7 separate regions of the Mus musculus genome follow, and regions 1, 2, 3, 4, 6 and 7 are each linked to region 5. Evidence: chromatin loops called from intact Hi-C (ENCODE). Cell type or tissue: heart. All regions are shown on one strand.

Evidence for each region. A loop is a pair of places that touch in the nucleus more often than their neighbours do. Peaks named below come from ENCODE experiments on the same cell type or tissue, not always from the same donor. Only the 100,000 strongest peaks of a DNase experiment are listed, where the experiment ranks them.
Region 1: it touches region 5 in a loop (5-fold over the local background); 5 of 42 quality-filtered maps call a loop at or near these places.
Region 2: it touches region 5 in a loop (4-fold over the local background); 5 of 42 quality-filtered maps call a loop at or near these places.
Region 3: it touches region 5 in a loop (5-fold over the local background); 10 of 42 quality-filtered maps call a loop at or near these places.
Region 4: a loop joins it to region 5, with 2.2 times the contacts of the local background. A loop is called at or near these places in 2 of 42 quality-filtered maps.
Region 6: it touches region 5 in a loop (4-fold over the local background); 5 of 42 quality-filtered maps call a loop at or near these places.
Region 7: it touches region 5 in a loop (4-fold over the local background); 2 of 42 quality-filtered maps call a loop at or near these places.

What each region holds. Positions count from the first base shown.
Region 1 is chr13:5,591,068-5,595,067 of GRCm38, forward strand. No RefSeq gene overlaps it. Among named protein-coding and RNA genes, the nearest start is that of Gm40661, 40 kb to the left of the region's middle. In heart, no CTCF peak of the experiment used is centred here; a DNase peak (open chromatin) is centred at 1,594.
Region 2 is chr13:5,602,416-5,606,415 of GRCm38, forward strand. No RefSeq gene overlaps it. Among named protein-coding and RNA genes, the nearest start is that of Gm40661, 51 kb to the left of the region's middle. In heart, no CTCF peak of the experiment used is centred here; a DNase peak (open chromatin) is centred at 2,016; H3K27ac peaks cover 1,749 bases.
Region 3 is chr13:4,769,490-4,773,489 of GRCm38, forward strand. No RefSeq gene overlaps it. Among named protein-coding and RNA genes, the nearest start is that of Gm40658, 46 kb to the left of the region's middle. In heart, a CTCF peak has its summit at 2,145; DNase peaks (open chromatin) are centred at 2,162 and 3,082; H3K4me3 peaks cover 853 bases; H3K27ac peaks cover 1,580 bases.
Region 4 is chr13:6,253,272-6,257,271 of GRCm38, forward strand. No RefSeq gene overlaps it. Among named protein-coding and RNA genes, the nearest start is that of Gm35615, 34 kb to the right of the region's middle. In heart, no CTCF peak of the experiment used is centred here; a DNase peak (open chromatin) is centred at 2,240.
Region 5 is chr13:4,664,580-4,668,579 of GRCm38, forward strand. No RefSeq gene overlaps it. Among named protein-coding and RNA genes, the nearest start is that of Akr1e1, 57 kb to the left of the region's middle. In heart, a CTCF peak has its summit at 2,396 (motif pointing right); no DNase peak of the experiment used is centred here.
Region 6 is chr13:5,312,914-5,316,913 of GRCm38, forward strand. No RefSeq gene overlaps it. Among named protein-coding and RNA genes, the nearest start is that of Gm40659, 56 kb to the left of the region's middle. In heart, no CTCF peak of the experiment used is centred here; a DNase peak (open chromatin) is centred at 2,248.
Region 7 is chr13:5,255,545-5,259,544 of GRCm38, forward strand. It overlaps Gm40659 (a long non-coding RNA gene), which reads left to right and starts at 3,258. Exons shown (of 3, transcript XR_873108.1): 1 at 3,258-3,509. In heart, no CTCF peak of the experiment used is centred here; no DNase peak of the experiment used is centred here.

The DNA.
Region 1 (4,000 bases), 930 kb after region 5:
CAACTAAGTATTCCAATCTAAGGGGTTTGCTACAAAAATAGACTAAAACTGCAGCATTTCCCCAGAGAAGATAGACGTTCCAGAGAATGCATAGACAACTATTAGGCCAAATGGGGGGCCTCAAGAGAAATCATCCCTTGTGACTCCTTCATAGTAGGCTTGCCAAACCCTGAACTGTGAGGTGGTGGACATTTTTGTGAATTACCCAGACTGTGGTGTTTGCCATGGCAGCATCAACAGCTATAAAATCTGTTGTGAGCTGGTCCCCACCATGACCTCTCTGCTCTGCTGATGTGAAGGCTTTCATTACTCTGGGTCTGATTTTAAAAAAGTATAAGTTTCACAAACCTTGCACAGCTGAGGGAATACGCCCAGATGTTGGAAGTCGGATTTCTTCTTCCAGCATTTGGAAAAGCAAGAGGCTCAGGAAGGGGCAATAACAAAAAGAAACTGAGCCAGAGACTGGGTTAGTCAGCCAGATGCTTCTGGCACAAACACATAAAAGGAAAGGAAACACAGTTTTGTTTTTTGGAAAAAAAAAAAGAAAGAAAGAAAAGGAAAGGAAAGGAAAGGAAAGGAAAGGAAAGAAAAGAAAAGAAAAGAAAAGAAAAGAAAAGAAAAGAAAAGAAAAGAAAAGAAAAAGAAAAGAGTGATGTCTCCCTATAGTACTATAATCTGGTAAAACAAGGGACTTATCAGCTAGTCTTCTTTCAAACAGAGAAGAAGAACTTGACACCCATTTATATATCAACACAAAAACCTTTCCTTTCCTTCTTTATGTTATTTTATTGTTTGCCAGACTGATTCACAGACCTGGATTTTCAGTCACAATTGCACCCTCCTTCCATCCTCCCTCTCCTGCTTGAGGGAACAAGGGCCTCCTTTGACTGTTTGTCAGTTTCTTCAGGGACTCTGAATAATGAGAGTGTTTCTGCCTGGGTAAGGGGAGGAGCTTATTTACTACAATAAGAATGATTTGTCACCGGCTATGCCACTCATGAAAATAATACTCCTTCCTCCAATGACTGTTAACTGTCAAGAGTTCCCCACGAAGAATGGGAAGAAGCAAATACCTTGGGGATGTGTATGCTGACAGGTTTATCTTTCTGAGTGGAATATGAGCTATCCTCTTCTGATGGAGCATGGCTTTCACTTTCAAAATGCTGATAATCAACCCTCCAAAGTGATAATCAAAGAATAAAATTTTTTATTTGTGCCTCCTTTCCTAAGGAATTGAAACAATAGGCTGGTTTTTCTTTCAATGTTTTCTGAACTTTCCATGTTTCCCTATTTCCTTGAAAACCAGAGGCTCAGAGTGATAAGACTGAACCAGGAAACAATTTGAATTACTCACCATTAAGAGTGCCCCTATGGCCAGTGACCGATGAATTCTATAATGTTACATCTTTCCTTCGAGTGTATTTATTATTTTTGCATGATTTCCTTGAGTTCATGAAATACTAGTGAAACAGTGTGACCTCATCAGCAGATATAAACTTGTTGATGTCCACGAAATGCTGATTAGCTGCTACTGCTTTGGGTACTTCCTGCTGATGAATGAAGAGAGCCAGAAATAGACCTTCTTGGCAACTGGCAATGTGTCTGAACACATGCAATCGCTTCCTTCCACTGCAGAAAAGGAAATGTCTAGAAGAGTTGCTACAGAGAGATAAGGTGTTCTGAGGCTTTGTGGGAGAAGAAGACGGATCTGAATGGATGAAAAAAATAATGAGTAGAATCAACATGACCCAAGACTAATGAGCCCTGACAAATAGCTCTCCACAGGGCAATACACAACAAGATTCCACAGCTGGGTTGTACAAAGGCATGATTCTGCATGCACATAATCTTCTGTCCTATCATTGCCTTTTCCATTGTTGGTAATTCACCAGTTCTTTATTCAGAAACTACTGTGGGCCTTCATTTAGAGAGCTGTGACAGCACAGCAGACAGACAGAAATCTCTACCATTAGCATGCTAAGTTAGTGTAGTTTTAGGAAATAATACCTTGTTTCTGAATTTGAGAGTTTAAACTCTCAGTTTAAAAAACTACGATTTGAACTGTGGTTTGAATTTATAATAAATCTGGTCAATATGAGAATATGCACTTAAGTAGTAGCATAGGTACCTTTACAAGAGACAATTGAACATTATTCTACTCTATGGTCAAACTTGATTTCCTCAGACTTGTTGAGAACTCCAAGTAGAGAGCATTTTTTTTTCTGCACAGTGTATGTAGCAAATGAAATTACTGGAAATGTTGGAGCCACATTGTTATTGATATGCAGTCAAAGATGATCATGGAGTTATGTAAACCTGTGATAAACTGAGACTGGGAGTTAAGTTCTTGCTCGGGCTATACGTGAATCTATTTTTTTATTAGATATTTTCCTTATTTACATTTCAAATGTTATCCCCTTTCCTAGTTTCCCCTCCAAAAGCCCCCTATCCTCATCCCCCTCCCCCTGCTCACCAACCCACCAACTCCTGCTTCCTGGCCCTGGCATTCCCCTATACTTGGGCATAGAACCTTCACAAGACCAAGGCCCTTTTTTCCCATTGATGACAGACTAGACCATCCTCTGCTATATATGTAGCTAGAGCCATGAGTTCCACCATGTGTTTTCTTTAATTGGTAGTTTAGTCCCAGGGAGCTCTGGAGATACTAGTTAATTCATATTGTTGTTCCTTTTATGGGGCTTCAAACCCCTTCAGCTCCTTGCATACTTTCTCTAGCTCCTTCATTGGGTTCCCTGTGCTCTGTCCAATGGATGGCTGTGAGGATCCACTTCTGTATTAGGCACTGACATAGCCTCTCAGGAGACAGTTATATCAGACTCCTGTCAACAAGCTCTTGTTGGCATCCACAATACTGTCTGGGTTTTGTGGTTGTCTATGGAATGGATCCCCAGGTGGGTCAGTCTCTGGATGGTCATTCCTTCAGTCTCTGCTCCACACTTTGTCTCTGTAATTCCTTCCATGAGTAGTTTGTTCCACCTTCTAAGAAGGACCGAAGTATGCAGACTTTGGTCTTCCTTCTCCTTGAGTTTCATGTGTTTTGAGAATTGTATCTTGGGTTTTCCGAGCTTCTGGGCTAATGATCCACTTATCAGTAAGTGCATACCATGTGTGTTCTTTTGTGTGGGTTACCTCACTCAGGATGATATCCTCCAGATACATCCATTTGTCTAAGAATTTCATAAATTCATTGTTTTTAATTGCTGGGTAGTAATCCATTGTGTAAATATACCACATTTTCTGTATCCATTCCTCTGTTGAGGGACATCTGGATTCTTTCCAGCTTCTGGCTATTATAAATAAGGCTGCTATGAACATAGTGGAGCATGTGTCCTTATGACATGTTGGAACATCTTCTGTGTCCAGGAGTGGTATTGCTGGATCCTCTGGTAGTACTATGTCCGATTTTCTGAGGAACTGCAAAATTGATTGCCAGAGTAGTTGTATTGGCTTGCAATCCCACCAGCAATGGAGGAGTGTCCCTCTTTCTCCACATCCTCCCCAGCATCTTCTGTCACCTGAATTTTTGAACTTAGCTATTCTGATGGGTATTAGGTGGAATCTCAGAGTTGCTTTGACTTGCATTTCCCTGATGACTAAAGATGCTGAACATTTTTTTAGGTGCTTCTTGGCCATTCAGTAATCCTCAGTTGAAAATTCTTAGTTTAACTCTGTACCCCATTTTTAAAATAGGGTTATTTGGTTTTCTGAAGTCTTAACTTCTTGAGTTCTTTGTATATATTAGATATCAGATTTAGGATTGGTAAAGATCTTTTCCCAATCTCTTGGTTGCCTTTTTGTTTTCAGTGTCCTTTGCCTTATAGAAGCTTTGCAATTTTATGAGGTCCCATTTGTTAATTCTTATATTACAGTACAAGCCATTGGCGTTCTATTCAGGAATTTTTCTCCTGTGCCCATATGTTTAAAGCTCTTCCCACTTTCTCCTCTATAAGTTTCAGTGTCTCTGGTTTTATGTGAAGGT
Region 2 (4,000 bases), 940 kb after region 5:
TATTATGATGACCATGACTGAAATTTGCATTATTTGTAATTATGTGAATTCCTGAGAAAAAAATATATAACAGTCTATGTTGATTTCATTAATGATCCAGAAAATGTAGAGCTGGCTCAGTGGATAAAAGAGGTATTGTATAAACATGAAAATAAGAGTTTGGATCTGTATAAAATTGAAGAAGAGAATACTTGGAAGTTTGAAGTCCTAACACTTAGGAGAGAGAGATGGAGATTTCCAGGGATAGGCTGGCTGGACTAGCCTCAGTCAGGAATTCCCCGTTTGCTAAATAACATGGAGAGCTATCAAAGAAGACACTCATAAGCAAAGTCTGGCCTCCACGGGCATGTGCACACACATGCAAGCACACACACACATAAGAACACAAAAACATAGACACACACACACACACACCCACACACACCCACACACACACACACACACAAGAACACAAAAACATAGACATACACACACACACACACACACACACACACACACACACACACACACACCCACACCCACACACACACACACAGAATGACTGACAAAGTGATCCTACTTTGAAAGTAAGAGTATCCCAGTGGGGCTTGGAACATTATTTTTCTGAAATAGAATTAACCATCCTTGTTGAAGCAATGTTACTTCCAAGTCCACATTTGTACTCATTTACATTGGCCACTGTGGTCTAAAGAGTGATTAAAGAGAAACATTACTTCATTTTACATTTCTATGATAAATGACTCATTATATTTTAATTAAGTTATTATTCCCTTGTAATTTCAATGATTTTCTTCTTAGAAAGTGCAATTCTGGTGAAGCTGGTTTTGTTTACATTTAGCATGTCCATTCAAAGGAAATGTTTAAACTTTTCTTTAATTATGGATTTTACACACTGATTTATTTTAACACTAAATGTGAAACATCCTTTTTAAGGATGGCGTCTTAGCAAAAACATTCACACACATGGCACTTTCATTTTCACCACAGTCCATTATGAATATATTAGGAGTCCTTATTTTCTTAAATAATTAGTTTTATTAGGGATATAAAAATAAAATAGATTAAATCACAGTACATAATTGAAACTTATGGTACATGGTACATAAATGTAGCCATCTGGACTCAGACTAAGAAAAGAAAAAATATGTTTTTTGCTGATATGTTCTGGTCTGAACAGATGTTTCAAAGCCCACATGGAGGATATGAACCACTTAAAATAACACGTTTGAGGATCAGCACTAGAATTATCAACAGCAAATGGCTGTTCTCATTGAATTTAATGAAATTGCAAATAAAGATAGGATTTCAGAGAGTTATAACAATGGAAGACAGTTGTAACCAATCTCCTAGTCTCCATAACACTGCTCTATCATAGGAGAACGATAAGTGTGCAAAATGTCCCACATATACTTATGCTAAGAAAAATCAGGAGGACAGTGTGTAAGTGTGTGTGGGGGTGGGGGGAATAATGTGTGTGTTTGTATCTGTGTGTAAGTCTGTGTTTGTGCATTTGAGTTGTATCTGTATGTTTATGTGAGTATATCTGTCATAGTGTGTAAACATGTACACATATCTCGATGTGTATCTCTGGGTTATGTGTCTTTCTCCCTGTCTGTGTGTGTTTGAATAACTGTGTATGTGTGTGACTATGCACTTGCCTTTGACTGAGTGCTCTGTCTCTGGGTGTTTTTGTCTCTCTGTGTGTCTGCTGTGACTGTGTATTTGTAGGAGTATGTACATGTCTATCTCTCTGCGTATATGTGACTGCATTTGTCTGACTGTATCTATGTGTATATTTATCTCATTTTCTGCACGTAGGAACAATGTAACTGTGTGTGTGCAATTTTAAAATAAAGGCCTGTTACACATGCTAAAGCTTCCCTGTCAATAACTTTCCACATTCCTTCTCTCAGTTGAAATCTAAGAATAACATTTCCTCTATTTAGGGACATTCCGTTCTTGTCTCGCCCATGAATAGCTAATTGCTCCTGACATTCCCATGTGACCATGACTTCAGCTCTTTAACCCACACAGAACTCTTTCCTGCTCTGAGTGTGACTGGGCATCCTGCAGTTAGCTTCTCTTAAACATTGCTTCAAGTAGTTTTAAAGGAAGATTGGAAGGCTGCAGTAAGATAAGGAGGAATTAAAGACATTGCACAAATAAAGATTTAAGCTTGTTTCACGTAAACTTGTCTTTAGATTCGTTGGGTACTTTGTTGGGCAAATATTTTCTGGTGAGGAATTAGATAAGGAAAAAGAACTATCCTGTCCATACTGAGTAGTATCATGTTGGCCTTGGCATTGTAGCTTGGTGTCCATATAGATTCTAGGCCACTGCTGTGGCACAGGAAATGCAATGAAGCAAAGGCTGCAGACATGTCTAAAATTCCCACCTTGAATGGAAGTATAAATGCATAAATGGGTCTTCAAAAACATAGAACAGGGATTTTCAAGAAAAGGAGACATGGGCGCAGTGTTTCTGAGAAGCATTCTATCACGCCACCTATCCTCATCACTGAGAGTTCTCTGTTACAGAGCTATGACTACAAATTCAATCTCTGATTTCTGGGCTAGGCTAGAAGCCGTGTTTCTCTCTTAGATTACCACATTCTAGAGTGTGTAGTGTGCAGTGTCCAAGGCACAGTCTCCAACATAAGGAGGAAGGACCGCAGTCATGTCAGCTTTTTAGAGAACAGCTTCTAGGCAAGAAGACATAATCAGAGGCAGAACTTATCCTGGGCTTTACACTTGCTTGTTTAGCCCAGGGCCTTGTATACAGACACTCAGCATAACCCCCAGGTCCAGGCAGCCACACTTACCAGAACCTTTACTTTATATTCCCGGTTTCCATCATGAGCTCTGACAGCTGGGTCCTGCTTCAGATTACCATCACCAGACAGATATACAGGGCTGTATGAATTATGCAACACTGTAACCAAGTAGAACTTTGCTTATCCCTGTGCTGACCATACAATGTTTGGTCCAAATATCTGCTCTTCATCCACCTGAGCACATACATGTGTGAAGTGAGAGTTAATATTTGTAAAATCAACTTGAGATTTCTAATCCCTGCCTAACTACATTGTGACTACATGACTTCAGTCTGTTGTAATGATTAGGTTTTCAAACCAAGGTATGTCAGCATATTTTCACTACACTGTGGTCCAAGAAGAAATAAAAAGTTTCAAGAAGGCACACTAAAATTGAAACTGACAACAGATGCCCACCCCAAAGTCACAGATGACTGGTGTGTAGTGGTGACCAAAAGGAGAAGAACAGCTCTGTCTTCTGTGAGTTTCAGGCCAGTCTGCTCTATGGATTAGAGAAAGTGTCCAGTCTTTTACATGACAATTGTTTTTATTTGAAAAGCAAGTACCAGCAATGTACCTACCTCCCAGGGTAGTTGTAAAACCTAAGAAGTTCATTCATGCAAACAAGTAGAAAAGCCTGTCATTGGGAAACAAAATCAAAACAAAAGAAACCAACAACAAAACAGTTCTCTTTTCAAAGGGAATAAAAGATGGTTTATTCTGGAGCCAAATATGAGTAACCATGACCCAGGAACACAGATATAGGTCACCCAAAATAACATGTCATAATGTGGTGACGGTTGCAAGATGTTTCTACATCAATCAATCAATAGAAATGATAAGTTGGAAGATTTTCAAATGCACTGGAGGAAATATGCAGTAGGTAGGATATAGAAAAACAGGAAAATCTCTTATGGCTTTCAATATCACCTGATGTTTGGAATGGTAGATGCTAAGGATCTTTGAACATTTTAGAAATGATTTTACCGAATAGTCCCAAGGGTGTTATGTCAAATACAGAGATAGACAATACATAGCTATCAAGAAGGCAAAGAATATCCAAGACAATTTGGCTCTAGAAATATTAACCCCCAGCTTTCCACAGTCATGGAAGTTTTAATCAGTTGCTAAGCCTTGCAAAGTCTTTAACACAAATTTGCATTATTTTTTTCTTGGAAATTCAGCTCC
Region 3 (4,000 bases), 100 kb after region 5:
ATGCCCCTCAACAGAGGAATGGATACAGAAAATGTGGTACATTTACACAATGGAGTACTACTCAGCTATTTAAAAAAATGAATTTATGAAATTCCTAGGCAAATGGATGGACCTGGAGGGTATCATCCTGAGTGAAGTAACCCAATCACAAAGGAACTCACACAATATGTACTCACTGATAAGTGGATATTAGCCCAGAAACTTAGGATACCCAAGATATAAGATACAACTTGCCAAACAAATGAAATTCAAGAAGAACGAAGACCAAAGTGTGGACACTTTACCCTTTCTTAGAAATGGGAACAAAACACCCATGGAAGGAGTTACAGAGACAAAATTTGGAGCTGTGACGAAAGGATGGACCATCTAGTGATTGCCATATGCAGGGATCCATCCCATAATCAGCTTCCAAACGCTGACACCATTGCATACACTAGCAAGATTTTGCTGAAAGGACCCAGATATAGCTCTCTCTTGTGAGACTATGCCGGGGTCTAGCAAACACAGAAGTGGATGATCACAGTCAGCTATTGGATGGGTCCCACGGCCCCCAATGGAGGAGCTAGAGAAATTACCCAAGGAGCTAAAGGGAACTGCAACCCTATAGGTGGAACAACAATATGAACTAACCAGTACCCGGGAGCTCTTGTCTTTAGCTGCATATGTATCAAAAGATGGCCTAGTCGGCCACCACTGCAAATAGAGGCCCATTGGACTTGCAAACTTTATATGCCCCAGTACAGGGGAACGCCAGGGCCAAAAAGGGGGAGTGGGTGGGTAGGGGATTGGGGGGGTGGGTATGGGGGACCTTTGGGATAGCATTGAAAATGTAAACGAGGAAAATACCTAATTATAAAAAAAAGAAACAGAGCTTTAGCACTTAAGGCTAAACACTGACATTTCTAGACACAGGACATCACTTACGCAAGAGAGAACAACATTCGTTTCTTATGTTCTTAACAAAACCCACCAGTTACACATTACACACTCATCCATTAGAAAGATGATGATTTAGCAGGGTTCTAGATGCTCACTCATGTGTGTGGTGGTGAAGATGTTTCTGCAAAAGTCACTTCACTTTACCCACAGTGCCAGTTGTTACATTTCAGCAATTTTTATGTACTTTCCACAAGACTTTGTATTTCCCTTTCAGCAATCCTTCTACTTTGAGATACCTTTTCTTCTGGGTTTTTGTATGGACATCTTAAGAACACATAACACAAGTATCTTTATTTAAGAATGTGAGATCAGTCTGTGTTCAGCACAGTATTATTGTGGGCTTTTATTCATAAATTGCTCTTAAAGCATATAGAAAGAGAACAGAACAAAAAAGTATGGTAAGAATTTTTTGAGAATATTTTTCCTAAGATTGTGTGTGTGTATATGTGTGTGTGTCTGTGCATGTGTATACACATACACACACACACACACACACACACACACACACACACACACATATATATATATATATATATATATATATATATATATATATTTGTGCTTGATATATATGTATTACTCATTAAATGTATTCATTAAAGTTGATGTAATGCTCCTTCACGGTTATTGTTTTTAAAGCTGTCCTCTTTTGAATAGCTTGAAGGTCCTTCAGGAATTGCAAGCTCTGTTGTGAAACAGAATGTTCATATCGTCCTGTTACTCTTTGGCTCTGCTAGTTCGCTGATTAAAATAGGCTCACGCGCAGGACGCTAATCTCTGTTTATAGAAAATAGCAAACAGATGGAGAAGCAATGATGAGTAAAAATAGACCCTTTCCTCCAGCAGATCTTTTAACACATAGATGTCAAGAAAGCCAAGAAGTCAGTGAAACCTAGTCTGGTGTTCCCTACACTACCCTGAAGTGACAAATCGCATAATGACAGGGATCCGTTTGCTCCTGAGGCAACAGCTAAGCGGGACTTCCAGTACTTTCTATTATAGGTGGCTTTTTCATTGCAACCTCCATTTACTTGGCAGGGCCTCTGGAATCTCTGACTGGAACTCTGAATGAACACTCCTCTTGTTTGAATCCTGCTGATCCCCCAACTGTAACTGGATCAGCTGACATCACCAGTGTGCTGAGCCCTGTGAAATGTCTCTGTAATTGGACTCCACTCTTGAGTCAGAGCTTGGTAAACCCTGGAGAGGCGCTGTGGTCCGCGTGCTCAGCATGACTCATGCCTCTAGTGCCTGGAGACTGTTGCTATGTGAGACTTCCTGTTAAGTGTTTACTTCTTACAGTGGGTTTGTCCTGTCCCAAGAGCTATTTGGATTTGGTATGCGGGGTGGGGTGGGGTGGAGTGGGGTGGAGTGGAGTGGGGGCAGGGGCAACTAGGGCAAAGGATTTGCCTTTTTCTTCTGAAAACAAGGATCCTGGGAGAGTCAGCTCTGAGTTAACTTCCTTAAATGGTCTGGCAGCTCATGTTTACAGGAAGAGGAAAATCTGGGAAATGCTGATAGAAGTCATAAATGCAAGGAGGGAAAAATAGCATAGTTGAGGTCATATGCAGGTGCCTGAGGGTTATTTTTTTTTAATGCCTATTTGTGTCATTCTTATGCCAAACATGCTTTAAATTATTCAAAATGGTTTTATTTAGACTGCTTTTAAAATTAAATAAACATTTTAAAGTTTTCAGTCAAAACTCTTCTGTGACAAATTAAGGAACATTGAAGAAAAGGCATAGAGACAACCTACCAGGTAGCACTTTACAATTGTGAAATCATTTTCTTTTCTGAATGATAGGTAGCTATAAGACACGGTGGCGGTTGAATAAACATTTAATCAAAACCAATATACGTTTATGTGAACATGTGTTTCTACACGTGGTTTTATAGATAGAAGTGGAGACTGGATAGAAGGCCAGTATATTACAAGGAAATGGGATTTGATTCTTCAACAGTGCTCAGATCATTCAGGCGTATGAATATACTGGATTGTGATGCAACCTTGGTAATAGGGAGTTCAAGCCAACTCTATTCTCAGAGTCATATGAATTCAGCTTAGTTCACATTGCCAAGGCACACTGGCAACTGCAGCTGACACAAGAGATAATCCATGTGTCAGCCAAGAACAGATAAAGAAGAGTATGAGATTCTTGGAGCTAACTCAGGCTGGGAACAGGAGAGGTGTTCATTGCTGTTCTGTAAACAGCAAAGACAGGAGCAGAATAAGGAGAATGTCATGTTGAACCTGTGAGTCACAAGACCAGAACTAAAACAAAGCCCTCGGGGGCCATATACACCCCAAGAAGCCAAAGGGGTGCTTTGGAGAAAGTCTAACTTCATTGTGCTTATAGAGTAGAGTGGTTAATGGAGCCAGCATTATGAACCTGCATATACAGCTCTTTCTTGTTCCTTCTCAAGAACAGTAGCTTTTCAGAAAGTTGAAGGAAAAAAAATAGCAAGTATTGGAAGAAGGTGTTACAGTAACTAGTACTGTATGTTTACTTTGCCTAGAAAGGATCTCATGCCATCCAGGCTGGCCTATTGAGGTTGGTCTTCACCTTTTAATCCTCTATGTGCTATTTCTCTTTTGTGAGGATTAGAGACATGATACCACCTTGCACCATTTAACGTATGTTGGGCATTGAACCCAATTGTAGAAATAATATTTCAGTATTCACAGAGCCAGAGAGGGCAATCCTCAGATTATGGGTTTTAAATGCAACCACTTGTATCATCATTAATACATACATCATAGAGTGGCTTTCTGTATGCATTTATATCTGAAAGACAACTTCAGTTAATTAAAAGGAACTTTGCCCTTCCTTTGTCTTTGACTGTTTTGGTCACATACTATCATTTCATCAGGAATAAAATAGCCTAATTCTTGTTTTGAATGAGAAAACGTACCTTGGTGGCTTTAATATGACTTTTGCTTATTAAATCATTTATTTTCTTATGTCATTAATTTGTAAGATTCAGCTCTTAGACTATGTTCAGCAAGTTCCATGCATGATCCATGGTGCATATGTTCTCATCTGCTGACAGACCTAACCAG
Region 4 (4,000 bases), 1.6 Mb after region 5:
GGAGCAGTGCTGTCATGAGAAATTGGGAAGCTGTGGAATCTATTTTCTGATTACAGGAAATAGATTACCTGGGAAGGGAGGCTCAGGCCTTGAGAATAACAGCTAAACCCCTTTCTATTAAAAATATTTATATTTATGAGTCATGTGATATACAAGCACATGGTTTTAGCTCTCTCTTTCTACCATGTAGCAGTCAACCATGATATTTTCCCCACCATGATACCACCTCAAAAAATTAGCACAAATCAGTATCACCTTCCTTCAGCTGCTTATCTTCCAATATTTCCTATTTATTGAATGGTTGTTCAAATACATGTATAAATCCTGACTCTTTTGTTCATCTCATTATTGCCAGTTAATCTCCAGGCCTCTAAACCTTTGAAGTTCACATATTGAAGGAAAGGTTTTCTTTGAACAGAAGTTGTGTGCCTTGGGCTGTTAATCTGAATTATGTTTACACCAATATGCCTTTTGATACGTTAATTGGGGGATACTCATGTGTAGGAGGTTTAGGAATAACACTTCTCTGTAAGGAGAGTGAAGGAACTAGAAATCTATAAGAAGCATTTCATCTTGGGCTAGGGACTTGGCTCAGACTCGAAAAGCTCTTACTGTGTAAGCCTTGTGGCCTGAATTCAATCTCTGGAACCCATAGAAAAAATGGAAGCACAGAATCAACTTCACAAAGATGTCCTTTAACCTTCAAATACACACCAGGGCATGGGCACTACATACTAACACTGTACACACAATGTTAATAAGAAGCAATTCATCTCATCTCCTTAATAACTTGCAAAAGAGATATTGACCACATTGTCTTGTTAATGAGGGAGAAAGTGGAGAGAAAGCAGATTCAAGCTATTGACAATAAGGAGTAGACCTAGATTCCCATCCAGAGAAGAAGGTAACTGAGGTAGAGAGTTTGATGTACAGGAAGGCATGAGAAAGAGATTGATGTTGAGGCTAATAGGCAGAGGAAACAAAATTGCTGTGGTGTCCATGAGACAGGTGAGCTGTCCAGTGCAAATGGCAGACTCCAAGCTAGATGAAATAAGTAGGATTACAACTTCATTTTTTAGAGCCTGTGAAACTTCTAGAAGGTCACCAAACCCAAGAAAAGTGTTGCTTTCCTTCTCTTCATGATTTGAATGCAAACTGCCTCCAATGGGTGCATGTGATTGGTCCTCAGTGGGTGATGCTCCTTGACAGACTGTGGATCCTCTGGGTGCTGTTCCTATCTGGTAAGCACAAGACATTAAAGGTGATACTTTGATTCTTGCTTCACCATGTTTGAAGTACTCTGCTCTCCATTCCCACATCCATTGAACTAGTTTTCCATGCCTTCCTGCCAATGATGAACTTCCTCTCTGAAACCATGAGCCAAAATAAATCTTTTTGACCCTTAAGTTGCTTTTGTATAGTTTTGTAGTCAGAGGAATGAGAAAAATAACCAATGTATTTATTTGTAGAAATTGGATAAAGTTAGGAGCCTGAGTTTGTATTTAGACTGAGGTACAATGACACGTGTAATGTTCTAAGTATAATGTGACTCCCTAACACATTCCTGTCTTCTCAGTGAGCTCTCAGCAGGCCTGTCACACAGAGTCCACAATCAGCAACAAGCAGGATGCACTCCATCAGTGAGACTGTGGAGGTATTTACAAATCTGACAGCCAAAGAACAAACACCAAGAGGTCATAGACATTCCTCAAGATGGATCTTCCAGCTCTTTTAGTTCAGGCCTACGAGTTCTCAGGATTTGAGGATACAAGAGGCATGATGTCTGCTTTCCCCCAAGGGGTTGATTTTTCTATAAAGAGAAAACTATGAGGTTAGCACGCAATGTGTCGGCTTACTCATCTGCCAAGGGAGGCAAATTCTAGTGGGAGTTTTGCCCATAGGATTTCAATACACAATTTATGGGTAATGTCTTGTGAAAATAAATGAGTTACAGTTTATACACACATACACACACTACACACACAAACAAAAACCCCAATAACAACAACAACATAATGGTTTTAACAGGCCTCTTATCACCTGAAATGGTTCAAATTATCTATAGACAGAAGTATAAGGAGAGGTGAAATTGACATCTGATGACTGCGAATAAAACAACCATTTGTATGGTTCCTTTTAGATCTGTATGAGTTCATCCATCTGGCAATTCTGCCTTGGGAATGAGCCAGCTGGGTGAAAGGAAGAGGACTTAACTTCCTTGTCCTGCACCTCGGGATATCCCCACAATGTGACCTTGATCCTTTTCTCTACATGACTCAGCCATATGGGTTGAAATGCACTGCGTATAATTGTCTTTCCAGACCTTTCCCTTGCAGAGGCTCATACAAAGTCTTCAAGAAGGTTTGTCTTCAAACAGCGTTCAAGCACAGAGACACATCGCTACTACTATTGGCTACCCATGGTATTTCATCTAGCCATGGGAGCATTGAGAATAGTAGAAAGTAAGACCACAGGGATTTGACATTACTTTTTAATATAGAGTGTAGGATCCATCCCCTGATGGGAAATCTGAATACTCATCCAGTGACATCATCTGAGGAGTTGATTATATGTCACTTGAGAAATATCTCATGTCCTACCTATTTCCCAATATGTATAATTCCTCTAGTAGAATTACTCCTCTGCCTTGGACTACCTCCATAGCACTTAGGTTAAAGTCAATATAACCACACTACCATTGAGTCATGTCCTGCTTTCTATCCAACAAGATAAGAATAAGACTCCTGAAAGGCAGGAAATGAGGTAAGCAAGTATGTGTTAACCTTCACATTAGTTAACTGTTCTCATCATGACCAATATATGTCAGAAACAACTTTTCATAAAAATCTGTATGTGTGTGGTGCATGCACATTTGGAGAAAAGAGGTTGACATTGGTTATCTTTCTCTATCACTCATTACCTTATTTGAGGGAGTGGTAACAAAGTCTCTCACTGACCCTTGATCTGGATGTTTGGCTAAGCTTACTGAACAGTGAACTCCTGGAGTCCACTTGTCTCTGACTCCTAATTAGGTTGGAAATATGTGCTGCTATGCCTGGCCTTTCCATGGGTGATAGAGATCTAAATTCCAAGTCCTTATGTTTATATAGCAACCAAGCACTTTACCCACTGAGTCATCACTCCAGCCTGACATAAACAACCTAAAGTAAGGGTTTATTTTTGCTCAGGATTTCAGAGGACTCAAGCACTTCATAACAATGTGGCATGTGGCAAACGCTTTTTTACATGAGGGCTGTCACAGTTTTAATTGCCTAGTAGACATAATTTAGAATCACTTGAGAAGAGAGGTTCAATTAGAAATCTTCTAAATCTGTTTTCCTGTGGGCATGTCTATGAGGGTCTTAATTATTAATTAATATAGAAAGACCTAGTCTACAGTGGGTGGCACCATGCTATAGCCAGGAGGTTCTGTCTGTGTAAGTGTAGCAAGGGTGCTGAGCATGAAGAATCATGTTTACACTGATACTTTCTCTGCTCTTGAATGTGGATGGGATGTGATTAGCTATTTTAAATTCCTGCCACCTTGCCTTCTTTTTTATGATGGATTGTAACCAGGAACTGTGAACTAAATAAACTCTTTTTCCCCTAAGTGATTTTTTTTTTGGCTAGGTTATTGGTATAGCAACAAAAAAATTTGAGCTAGAACAATACCTAACCAAATAGTGGAGGAAATGAGATGAGAATCAAGGGTGGTGAGTATCTCCATAGTAACCTATTTCCACAACTCAGGTACCAATCTATAAAAACTTCTAGCCTTCAGCATGGTGCTACAAACATTGGATTACATGTTAAAATCTTGACCTCATGGGGAGAACATTACAGAGAAAAACCATCATAATGTCTCAGATACAAGGCAGATACAGGACCATTAACTAAATCAGAAGCACTTGAGAAACTTTGTCTTTTCTGCATATCACAGCATAGTAACATTCAGATAGGTTTGGATGACTCATTTTAGTTTTATGTACCAAAGTCAGAG
Region 5 (4,000 bases):
ATATATATATATATATATATATATGTATATATATATATATATAATGATCTGCTAATTTTGAAATAAACTTAAAAATAATGTAAAGCCTGAGGTGTATTACTCCCTCCCTCATTTTTGAAAGAAAGATGTAAACATCTAGCAAGCATAATTCTGAGTCTCTGTGGTCACATTGTCAGTCAGTGACCTTAAAGATAGAACTGAGAAAGTGGGAATGATATTTGAATGGGGAGGATTTTAAAGGGGATTTCTGTACACTATAAAGTTGACTATTATTTTTAAGTCAACATAAGAACAGATTCCAAAGGATCAGTGTGATTACATTTTGAATAAAAATATTATCGCTGATAAATTTATGTCTTTGCATGTTTGACTATAGTAAATTTGTATTTAAAATTTTATTTAGCATTTTATAATTTGTCCACACTTAGATTGGTTCTTGAAAATTCCCTTTGGTTTCATGCTATGTGAGAATAAAAAAGATTAACTGGGTTATCTGATGGGTTTCCAGTGTCTTCCTGTTCACTGACTTTTTTAATAGACATGGCTTCTATAGCCCTTAGCAGGATTTGATTGCGCCCTTATTGATATTTTGATTGTTTTCCCTGGTCAGCCTTAATATGTTAAACCTCTTGAGATCTGGGCCAAGGTGATTGTCCTGTGGATACACTCATGCTTGACTGTAAATATTTACCCCACCCATTAAATTCATATAAACTCGAAAGCAACCAAAAGAGGAACATAGTCAACCCAGCCACTCAACTAGAGCTGGAGAAATGGAAATGAGTATTTGTTAGTTTTTGGAAGCACTGGGTTATTTGGTTATTGTTGTTGACTTCAGAAACAAAATGGTATTTAGCCCCAGAAGGGAATATACATCATATTCAGGGGGTTCCTGTAGTGAATTTATTTGTGACTGATAATTATTGCTTTATTTTATATCCATGTACCAATGTACTACTGTTTCTAAGTAGAGGTAGATGGAAGGGAGTGTGGAGACAAAGGAAATGATGGGATTGGGGTTGGCAATCCAAACTGCACCACTATATTCATACTAATGAAGTATTTCATAGAAGCTAAAAGGGATTTGCATTTTCTGAAGCATAGCCTTGCCATCCTTGTAAAGACATCACCAATGGTCCAGGTCTCAGAGGGAGTTTCAACTCCCAAGGCTCCCATTCTCATGAAGATCCTTAACTGTTTTCACAAAGCTCTGTCATGGACCTGTTAGCCATTCTTCATGGGATGTATTAAATAAGGATTCATTTAAAAAAAAAATTTGCTTACAGTCATGACCACAGTGTATATCAGCAGTTTAGCTGTTTAGTTTCATGATTGTTTCCAAACACTGCATATGGTTATGTAACATTTGTAGAATTGTCCTCTGTGTCCTAATTCAAGGACAGATTTTTGATTCCAGAATTTATCGATATCTTTACTCTTCTCAAGTCACTTTCAGCTGACCGTGGAACATGTTCTGAGGTAGCAATTCTGCAAACTTGATGAAGTGGACCTTCCCCAAAACTTGCTGTTTATTTTCAGTGATTGGTAATGGGAGAATAAGGGTATGTTTTTTCAATATTAGAATTATTTAAAGTCACCAAAACTATGTGCCCCTTTTATTTACCCTAAAAGAGACACATTTCTTCTCCCTTTCCATAGACACAAAACACCATTCCCTGTGTATCCTGACAGTTCAAAGAGATGCACAATGTCAAATAAAGAACTATGCTTTTTAATTATCTCTTTGATGTTATACCAAAAAAATGCATTCTTTTTTTTTTTTTTTTATGGAAAGGAATTTCCTTTGTTCTTTGTTCATTAATGTACTTGTATTCATCACAACTTTGACTCAAATCATCCCTTTCAGAAAAGCACTTGCGTTGCTTCCTGCTCCTTGGCAGGATGGAATCATGCATATGTATGACACATCACAAAGTGTCATTTTGGGAAAGACTCTGTTAGCATGCCTATGGGAAAAAGTATGGTTAGATGATTGTAGCCAGGGAAGCCGCTTCATTTTGCAGCTTTTAGCTTCCTGGAGTGAGACTTGAGTTGGGGGTGGGAGGTTCCATTTTAAATACTAGTTGTCAGCGTCCAAATGATCCATTTTTTTATACCAAAAAATCCAAAGTGGTATGCGTTTAAAAAAGAAAAATTCTGTACCTCATTAAAACACGTGAAAAGACGAATAATGCATGTGATGTAAAGCTCACAACTTCACATTATTTTTTAAAGAATCATAGTTATTGGCATTTATGCTCACCTTACATGAGGTTCAGAAAGCATTTTTGAAAGCCTTGCCAGAGAGAGAGAGAGAGCAGGGGTAAAAATGAAACACGCTGTTAAAAATGTGAACGAGATTAGCTTCTCAATTGGATGGCTTTAGAACTGCCAGCAGATGGCGCAACAGCCCATTTTAAATTTACCTCTGACAGAAAATGTCAATCATTCCCTCTCATTGCCTATGAGTTCTTAATGGTCCTAAAATAAGAAATTATTGAAAATTAATCTTTAAAAATATAACCACGAAACATTTAATAATCGTGCTAAAGTAATTATACCACTGTTAACATAATATCTGATTCCCCCCACCCCCCCATCTTAAGGTCTTCCTGGTACAAGTCTTGCTTTAATGGCTATGAAATCTGAGATTTGTGACCTTGAACTACCTACAGTGGAGGTGCTTAGAGAGCACCTTACTTAAATACATCCATGATGGATAGAATTAGCCATATTGTTAGTTGAGTTCTCTACCAGCCACGTAATAAAAATTTGGGAGGTATGTGATCATTAATGAAAATATATGTCTATCTATGTTTATTTAGTGCATTGGTCACATTTTCTGAGACATAAGTCATTTGAGGAATGGCATTTTCAGTGAGAACATAGCTTCCTTCCGTTTGTGTTGTGTGACCTGAGAAAGACATTTTGCCAAATGTTTCCTGTCCACCCTCTAGCTATTTCTGTAGTAAAGAGAAAGAGCTGTTGTTCACACATTTAATTCAGACTGTGAAGATGTTTCCTGTAGAGTCAACCGATTTCACAGTAAAAGAAATGATTAGGAAGATATAACTTTGACAATGTTGCTAAAGGGTAATGGACGTATACTATTCACAGTGTAAGCATTCATATTGAAAATCATGCTTATATTATAGAAAGAAAGGCATAATGGGAGGTTGAGGTCAGAAGGAACATACATTCTATCAATAGTAATCACCACAGCTGATAAATTAACATGACAGAAAGTTGATGATAGCCATGGACTTCAGATAATTACCTCATCCATGAAGGTGCGGCCAGCCTCTGGAGAATAGTTAGCATATGAAATTACTAACAAGTAAGTACAATTAGTATGTTAAAATTAATTTATTTCTCATTTTTTCATGATGATAATGCCAACTATTATAAAAGTTCTCTGCCAGATTGTAAATGATAATTTCTGTTGAAAATGATTAATTAAACACCCTTCTTACGAAAGTGATGCTTTTGTTTCCTTTCTGCTGCTGTGATAAAACAATGATCAAAAGCAGTATAGAAAAGAAAAGGGTTTAATTCGTCTCGTACTTTAAAATACATCACCGAAGTAATTCCAGGCAGAAACTGAAGTCAGAACTTGAAGTAGAAATCATGGAAGAATGTTGTTTGCGGGTTTACTCACAGGCTCATGCACAGATTTTTTACACATATCAGGACCACCAGCCTAGGGAATTATGCTGCTCACAGTATTCTGGGTCCCCAATATCAATTGACCATTAAGACAAGTCCTCTAGAAAATTCCTGCATACTTTCAGCTTATCAAAGGCATTCCTCATTTAAGGCCTCTTTTCTCAAATGACTCTGAAGTTGACTATTAAAGTAACCAGGATAGGTGAGAAAAAAGAATTTCTAGAAAATCAAAATTGTTGAAGAAAAATTCTTATCTACTTTTTTTCTCTTTCTTTCCTCTTTTTTTTGGTTGTTGTTTGTTTTAATCCACAGAAAATATATGTTTTGTTGCTTT
Region 6 (4,000 bases), 650 kb after region 5:
CGGTCACAAGAATGCTCATTTTCTGCTCCTGACATGAAGTTTCCCGGGAGAACAATTTGCTAGTATCCAATAAAGTTCAAGACAAACACGGAGTCTTTCCAAATAATCTCATTTGCAGATATTTGAGGGAAGCCTCAAACTTAACGTCAAAAGAGAACAAGTAAACGAAGCAGAAGGGGAAGAAGAAAAGAAGCCACATTAGAGGGAAATGACTTAAAAGACACAGATGAAATCTTGTTTAAAGGAATATCTAACACCTGTAAAATATGCTCAAATGGCAACTTCTAGAAATGAGAACAGAAAACAAGGAAAGATAAAAGAGACAACGAGCGAAGAAACAGACTTTTTTTTTTTGATGTGTAACATGAGAGCGAGATTTTTGTTTTGTTTTCTCAAGAGAGTTGGGGGTTTAGCAACTGAAGAGAAAGACATAACCCAGAAAACAGGAGAAAGGGAATGGGTTTAAAGCAGCAGAAGTGAGGCAGGGATTTAGAAGGTGGGTAAACAGTATTGTCACAGGGAGACAGTCTCCATGAGAGCTGTAGAGCATACAAGCTGCCGCCATCTGTACCAGAACTATCCTTGCTGAGTGAGGCAGGACAGACGCTGCAGGGGTCCTCAGTCCACTGCTTCTCTTTGGTTATCACTCTGGTATACAGGCCTGTGTTTCCCTTTAAGGACACTTAATTCTTTGCTATATGTTATATCAACACATTAAAATATCATCTTCTTCTTCCCCAATGCTCTGATTTTTGTAGAAAAAAAAGTGGGGCAATGCATAAAGGCCATTAATTTCCAACAATGCTATTTTTGAGAGTTTACATGTATGCAACTGCCAGTGGGCTCATCGCTTCTGCTGGGTTTACTTTGCAGCTGCGGTATCAATTGCTGTACAAGTTCAATGGGATCCCTCTGCCTCTGTGGTTGCTGCATAACCTTCCAGAACTGGCTGGTAATCTTCTTTGCAGACTGAAACTGGGATAGCTACTGCTTTCAGAGGCATGAGGCATTTGTGTGGACAGCAGCGGCTGGACCCACTGGCTTTAAACTGGAAGTATGATTGCCCAGCCACTAAAGAATCCATTATGCAGGCTCATAAAATGATATCAAAGAGACCCTGTACCACCAACACTGGTTTTTGAACCCAGGTAAATAATTCTGTTGTCACAGTAAAGCAATGTCTGTCCTGGAAATAGAAAGTGTTGTGTACAATATTGACGACCAAGTACTTACAAAGCAGAATATGCTGCATGAGTCACATTCCTTAAATGAGACAATAGAAAAAATACCCTTGAAGATTTTTGAATAGGTACAAATGAAGTTACCCCAAAATATAAAAAGAGTGACAAGACAAATGTGAGGCATTTGTTATCTGTAAGAGGGAAGAATGTGTTATTTCAGAACTTTTAATCTTTTGTCTGCCTTCATATTATCCTCCTACATTTCTTTTAAGTCCTGAGACAGGAGCTAAGCCTGGCCCTGAGCTTGCTGTATAGCTGAGGATGATCTCAAGCTTTTGATCTCCTGCCTCCATCCTCAAAGTGCTGCGATGGAAGGCTTTACCACCATGCACAGTTGTATGTGGTGTTGGGAACTGAACCCAGAATTGTGTGCTTGCTAGGTGCTCATGCTACCGACTGAGCTACACATCTAGTCTGTTTTCCATGCCTCTATTATTTTTTTCACACAAAAATACAAATTTCTAACATTACATGAAATATAAATGATCAAATTATGGTTCTTAGGCATGACATTTGTGCTGCCATGGTCAGGAACTGTTAACCCTCTAAGGAACCCTAGCTACCCTTTTTATCTGCTGGCATAAAGCACACTCTGAAATTCTACAAATGCTGAATGGAAATCCTGAGCAGCAAAACCAGAAACTAAAATTAATATTTAACTTTGAAATTCACTATGTTGTCTAATACACCCTGACAAGAATCACTCTGTGACATGCATTTTTTAAAATTATCATGCAATATCTTAGGTATCAAATTAGGCATTTTTCAAGCAAAATTTGTTTTGGTTACATCAATTCTTCTCTGTGACACCCCCTTCCTTTATATCAAAATACTTATATGAGTTCGTGGAAGCAAAGCATCTTTCTTTAAAAAAGATTTTGCCAGTGTTTAATGTCAGCCTCTGATTCTCACCATTCCATGTGTTCCCGAGCTTCAGGAAGAACAAAGACACAGACAGTAGCTAGCTTGATTCACAGCTCCAAGTCACTTCCTGGATCTGTTTGTGTTCTTTTAGTGAGGCAGGCCCTGGCAGGTCCCTCCTGAGTAATTGTTCAGGATCCAAAATTGTAAGTGCCAAACTTACAAAAATTCAGGAAATGCACAACAAAAGACTTAGAGGGGACAAAGCATTAGGTCATCTCTTCCCTCCACTTGCAAACTTCTCTCTAGAATAGTTCTAGCTGTTTTCAAAAATAGGGCTAAAACTTATTCCATTCAATTCTCAAAACCAGAACAAAAATAAATGATTAATATCCATTGGGGGCTTAGTGTCAGAGTCATCTCTAGTTAGTGTTTATGTATATTTATGCCATCTACAAATTGAATATAAAACAAAAAAGTGAAAACATATATGCACTTATATGTGTAAATATGCATGTGTATATACATGTATTTACATTTATATATTTTTACCTCCAAACATAATCACACAAAAACATCTATTTGAACCAAGTATGGTTAGCAATCATAATTACAGAGTCAAATTGTGTTTGATTTTTTGCATATTTTATTGTCTGAATGTTGATTTTTTTTTAACGGCATATTCATAGCACACTCCCATCCATCAGTGTCCTAGCAACACTGGGTTGTTCTAATAGTTACCCTAAGGAAGAAACGTGTGGGTTATACTGACACAGAATGAAGACTTTGTGATATTAGTTCATTTCTCTATTTTACGGCACTGAAGATCAAACCCAGGGCTTCACACGTTAAAGAAGAATGTCAGTTTTAGGTCTATATCCACAGCACAGGCATGTGATAGTTCTCATGTGAGATTTGAGCACTGGACTTGTCACTGCTGACTCATTGGCTCTTTGATTGATGATTGGAATTATTTTCCTTTTCATTTTGCTCCCTGGCAAAAAGCTAAAGGCATGTAATCATTAAGCAGTGTGTGTAAGAGACAGATTGCAGGACAGAAAACCATAGGAGTTACTTAAAAGCCAAAGCATATAAAATAATTTATCCTTCACAGACATTTCTATATCCACTGGAGCAAGCATATGCTTGACTCATATTCAACCGAGCAAGTAGAGTGTTCTTATTCTTCTCTGCATGGACACGGCAGTCATCATCATACAATTTCTTAATAAGCTCTTTTAACCAACGCCCCTGAGCACCAAGCTTAAGCGACTGTGGCCTCAAAATCACCACATTTTACTCTCCTCAAGTGCATGGCTGGTGCTGAACTACACTAATTTACTATCTTTTTGCTAGTTTGCAAAATTTCTCAATGTCTGTGTTGCTTCCAAAGCTTGTAGCAAACACAGGCAAGAAAAAATAATTAATTTTGAGACCTCTGGTGAGGTTGGGAATAGAATTGCAGAGTCTGTCATTTTATGGTGCCTAGTGTTAGCTGGTTAAATTGCAGTATTATCATCAGGTGGCAACCTGAGTTTCTCTATGTAAGAGGAATCCTTAGGATGAGAGCCTATTGTTATCCTTTCTTTCACCCCTATTTAAATGCATGTAACAACCTGCCTACTTCAAGCAAGTTTCCTCAAATTTAAAATTTCTACTAAGGTATGAATGTTGGTATTTTCTGTAATCTTTGCAATCAGAAATATTAGGAATAAGACATACAATTCCAAGGCCAGCCAAAATGACATAGCAACAACACCTTGGCCCAAAAAAATTAAAAACCAGGGATGGAGAAATGGCTCAGTTGTTACTATACAGTCGTGATGACTAGCATGTAGCTCCTAGTACTACAAAGACATAATAGCTGGGTATTCCACAAACACTTGCAGTTCTATTTC
Region 7 (4,000 bases), 590 kb after region 5:
CAGGGCTCCTTATATACATGCACATGAACATGTGCTCATGCACTCAAACACACAAATGAAGAAATAATAAACACTTAAAAATCAAGTTCACTGACATCTATTGATTTTAATGCTGTTTAGATTTTTATCCACTGACAAAACTCAAGCAATGTTTATGCCAGAAAAATCCAATATTCAGAAAATGGTGATACCGGACCTGATTTTCATTTCTTCTCCTTATTCTTCTCATTTCTAGTCTTGGATCTCAGACAGCAGTGTGCTCCTGCTGTACACCTATACAACCATGTATTTATTTCCAGCCATCTAGATATGGCACATTAGCCAGAATTGCTTTATTCTTTCATTGATAACTAAGTTTTCTGACTGTTTATATTTCCAGGCTGTAAATCCAGGCTGACAAATTTCTTGATGTCATTAAAATGATAATGAAAGCCGAATTTGTGTTCTCTTATGACACATATAGAGAATTCCACAAATTGCACACCTAAGAAAGCCTGTGATGGAATTGAGTGCCATGAGTCCAAAACTCATTGAGTTTGTATCTTATTACTAATAAGGAGTCACTGATGAAAACACTTTGAAGAATTATTGGGGTATTTAGGAAGTTAGTTTACTCTATCTTGAATGGCTGTGTCAAGGTGACAGGTTATACTCTGACCCATTGGTAACACCAGCCTGGCACCTTGCACTGCCTAGGATTATGTGGCCATGAAGACTGGGGACTTGTGAACAAAATGTCTGCCTTGTGCCCAGGCTGAAGTTTGTTGAATAACATGATTCAATTGTTTAAACATACACAACAGCCACGACTGTTATCATAGCTGAGCTCCTTTTCTTTGTGCCAGTTATTGGAACATATTAGCATCTACATGAGACCCTAATGTTGTCAGTGTAGTGGGATGTACCAGCCACTGTACTAATGTGCTTTCCCTGTCTAAATGCACTGCTCCCCAAGCTTTTATGGATGGAAAACTAGATAACTCTGCTTCATAAACTGCACTCGTAATAGCTTGAATTATGGACAGAAGAATGAACAAAATAGATAAGAAGAAGGGACAGATAACAATGTTAATTGTAAAACTCAGGAGGCTGGAGCAGCCACTTTCACAATGCAAGTCTTTGAGCTTCCCATGTTAGATATTTTTAAATGAAATGTTTGAGATTGTGGATTGTGCTTATGGTAGTAATTAGCAATCAATGATTTACTGTATGAGTACACAGCCTAGGGAAATATGGAGCCATTTTCAAGGAGATGATTTGATAAATCACATGGTTCTCTGGGTTATCAATTTTGTTCAGATTTGTACTTTTGTTTTCTAAATATGAGTGAAGAAAATGGCACTGAGTTAAGTAGCTTGTCGTACATTATAAGACCCTTTGGAAAATATAGTTGGCTATGACTGCTCCTAGAAGACCTTCTTGCTAAAGCCTTGATGTCCACCTTGGTGCTCTTGGGGGTGAGTGAAAACATTAGGTGATGTAAAAAGAATGGAGGTCTCAGACTTAGAGGTTCATCTTTGGTTATGTATTGGGACCCAGATCTTTTCTTCTCTCTTTAATTTCCAGGGCATAATTTTGTTCTTCTACCAACTTCAAGTTATGTTAATCCTGGCCCCAAGAAATGGGCCTAATCAATCATGAGCTAAAATCTCAGACTCTAAGCCACAATAAACCCTTTCACTTTATAACTTGATTATCTGTTATAGTGATAGAAAACAAATTAATGCTCAGCATTTTACATTAGCTTATTGGTTTGCCTTGGCTTTATTTTTTAATTTGATTATATTGGTGAAGAAATCATAAAAGACCAATGATTTCTCTGTAAAATATAAATTCAACATAAATCACTAATCCCATTTGCTAGTGACAACTGTGGTTGGCATAATAATATATTAATGTAAGAGACAGAACGAATCTAATTAGATTTGTATAAACCTAGAAGAAATTGTAAAATCAATAATAAATAGCTGACAAATATTTAAAGATCTGTCTAGTAGTTTGTAATAGTTAAATTGTATTTCCAAAATTAATAAACTGTCATGAATACCCAGGATAACAGTGAACTCAGATAAACTACTAGTGACAAAGGAAATACAGAATCAGGAGAAAGAAAGTAATGGGTCTATTTTTACTCCTCATGGAAATGTTGTGCACTTTTGTCCAATACTTATTAGTTTGTGTAGTTGTAGAAGTGAAAGACAACCTCACTAGGTTTAGTGGATTCACAAGGAATAATACTTTAAAAGTGTTTATGCATTAGCTTTCTTAAAGTAGGAAAGGGAGGTATTTCGTCTTGTACTTTGAGAGACTCCAGAATTTTCTCACTTGTATAAGAAAAAAAACCCAAAAGAACATCTACACTAGCAGAAGAGAGTGGATTAAAAATTGGCTATGATGGAAAAGGCAAGCAGAGTTTGGCATGACTATCATGGCAGCTTATACTCAACAATGCCCAGGGTCTTGGCAACATTAACTGTGTGAAAAAATGCCAGGAGAATTATGGGCCTTGACTTCTTAAAATAACAGGATTTCATTTAGTGGATTGTTCTGCACAGTTCAGCAGACAATGGCCACAGGCTGTCTTCAGTGGTTAGTGTTCAGACCACAAAATAAATTGAGGATGCAGCTAACATAAATAAGAACTTTCGAGAGCAAACCACTGAAAAGAATCAAATGCTGTGGACAGTGAAAGGTTTGAAGATGCAGCCAGATCCTACCTCATAAGCTTTCTGCTTGCTAGCCACAGAAAATGCAACTGGCAGGTTTCAAAACAGTATTTTTGTTTGTACTTTCCCTTGTATTTTACAATATTGGGGATCAAACCCAGAGACTATCCTAATAAACTTGGATTCGTTTTTAAGATCCAAAGAAAAACTACTGCACGTGGCCCTGTTTTGTAGGCTGCAGAGCATTGTAAAAACTTGGAAGCAGTCATGAATTAAAAGGAACCAAATGAGTCAGCCAGCCACAGGATGTCAGAGGCCGGCAGGGTATATTGCTGTTTGAAATCTGTATTCCAAACTTCTTGTAAGATTAAAGATGCTTCGGCATCCTGTGGCCCACAACATCAGCTGAGTTGAAGGGCATAGCGGTGGGCAAAACAAGCCCCACTCATTCACTTTTGTCCGAAGACAGTAATGGTTGCCACTACTCTTAAATTGAATCAGACAGCACTGAGGAGAGAATGGGGGCAGAAAACAGAACCTTTAGTTTTAGACAGAACTCTTCAGTGACCTGATACAATTCTCTAGGGAACATTCTCCTGATCTGACCTAGGAGTAGGGCATGAAGAAGTCCCGCACTGCTGTGTCAAGAGTTGACCACAATTAGGTGTGCTGTCTTTCCTAGTCCCGAGTACTCAGCACTGTTTCATGATCTCTCTTCAGGTTTTGAGAGTTTGTTTCAGGCTTTCTGCATGCATCTTCTACAGATTTCAGAATTAGGGTGTTACCATTATTTTCCTCCACAGAAGACACATCTGGGGACTTGGCTTTCTAGCAGATCTGAAGGTAAGTAAAGGGTAGAGTTGATATTTGAACACATGTGTGGTAGGAAGCTGGGATACCCAACTGCCTGGTGTTAGCACCGAATGCCTGGTGTTTAGAAAGTTCTTTCCGAGAAACCAGATTGAATGCCCCCAAATTTTTTGAATTCCCTCTGTCCCATCACACACTGGTCTTATTATGTTCTTACAATTGTGATTTCCGTTGTTTTTTTTTTTTTCTATTTCTGACCACATATATTGATTGACACATGATAGAAAATTTTTGTGTAATATAAAAATGCATACGTTCATATTTCTTGGACACTTACTCTTATATTCATCCTTAACAAAGGTATCCTAGTCAGGAAGATCCACTTCATTTGAGAGTGTGTTTTTTTCTTATTCCTTTTTTTAAAGGTAAGTAGCAAGTAGTTTTAATTGCATAATATGATAATGGGTACTTACTGTTATATATTTAATAGTAAATATTTCTATGTAAGAATATGTAATTTTAAA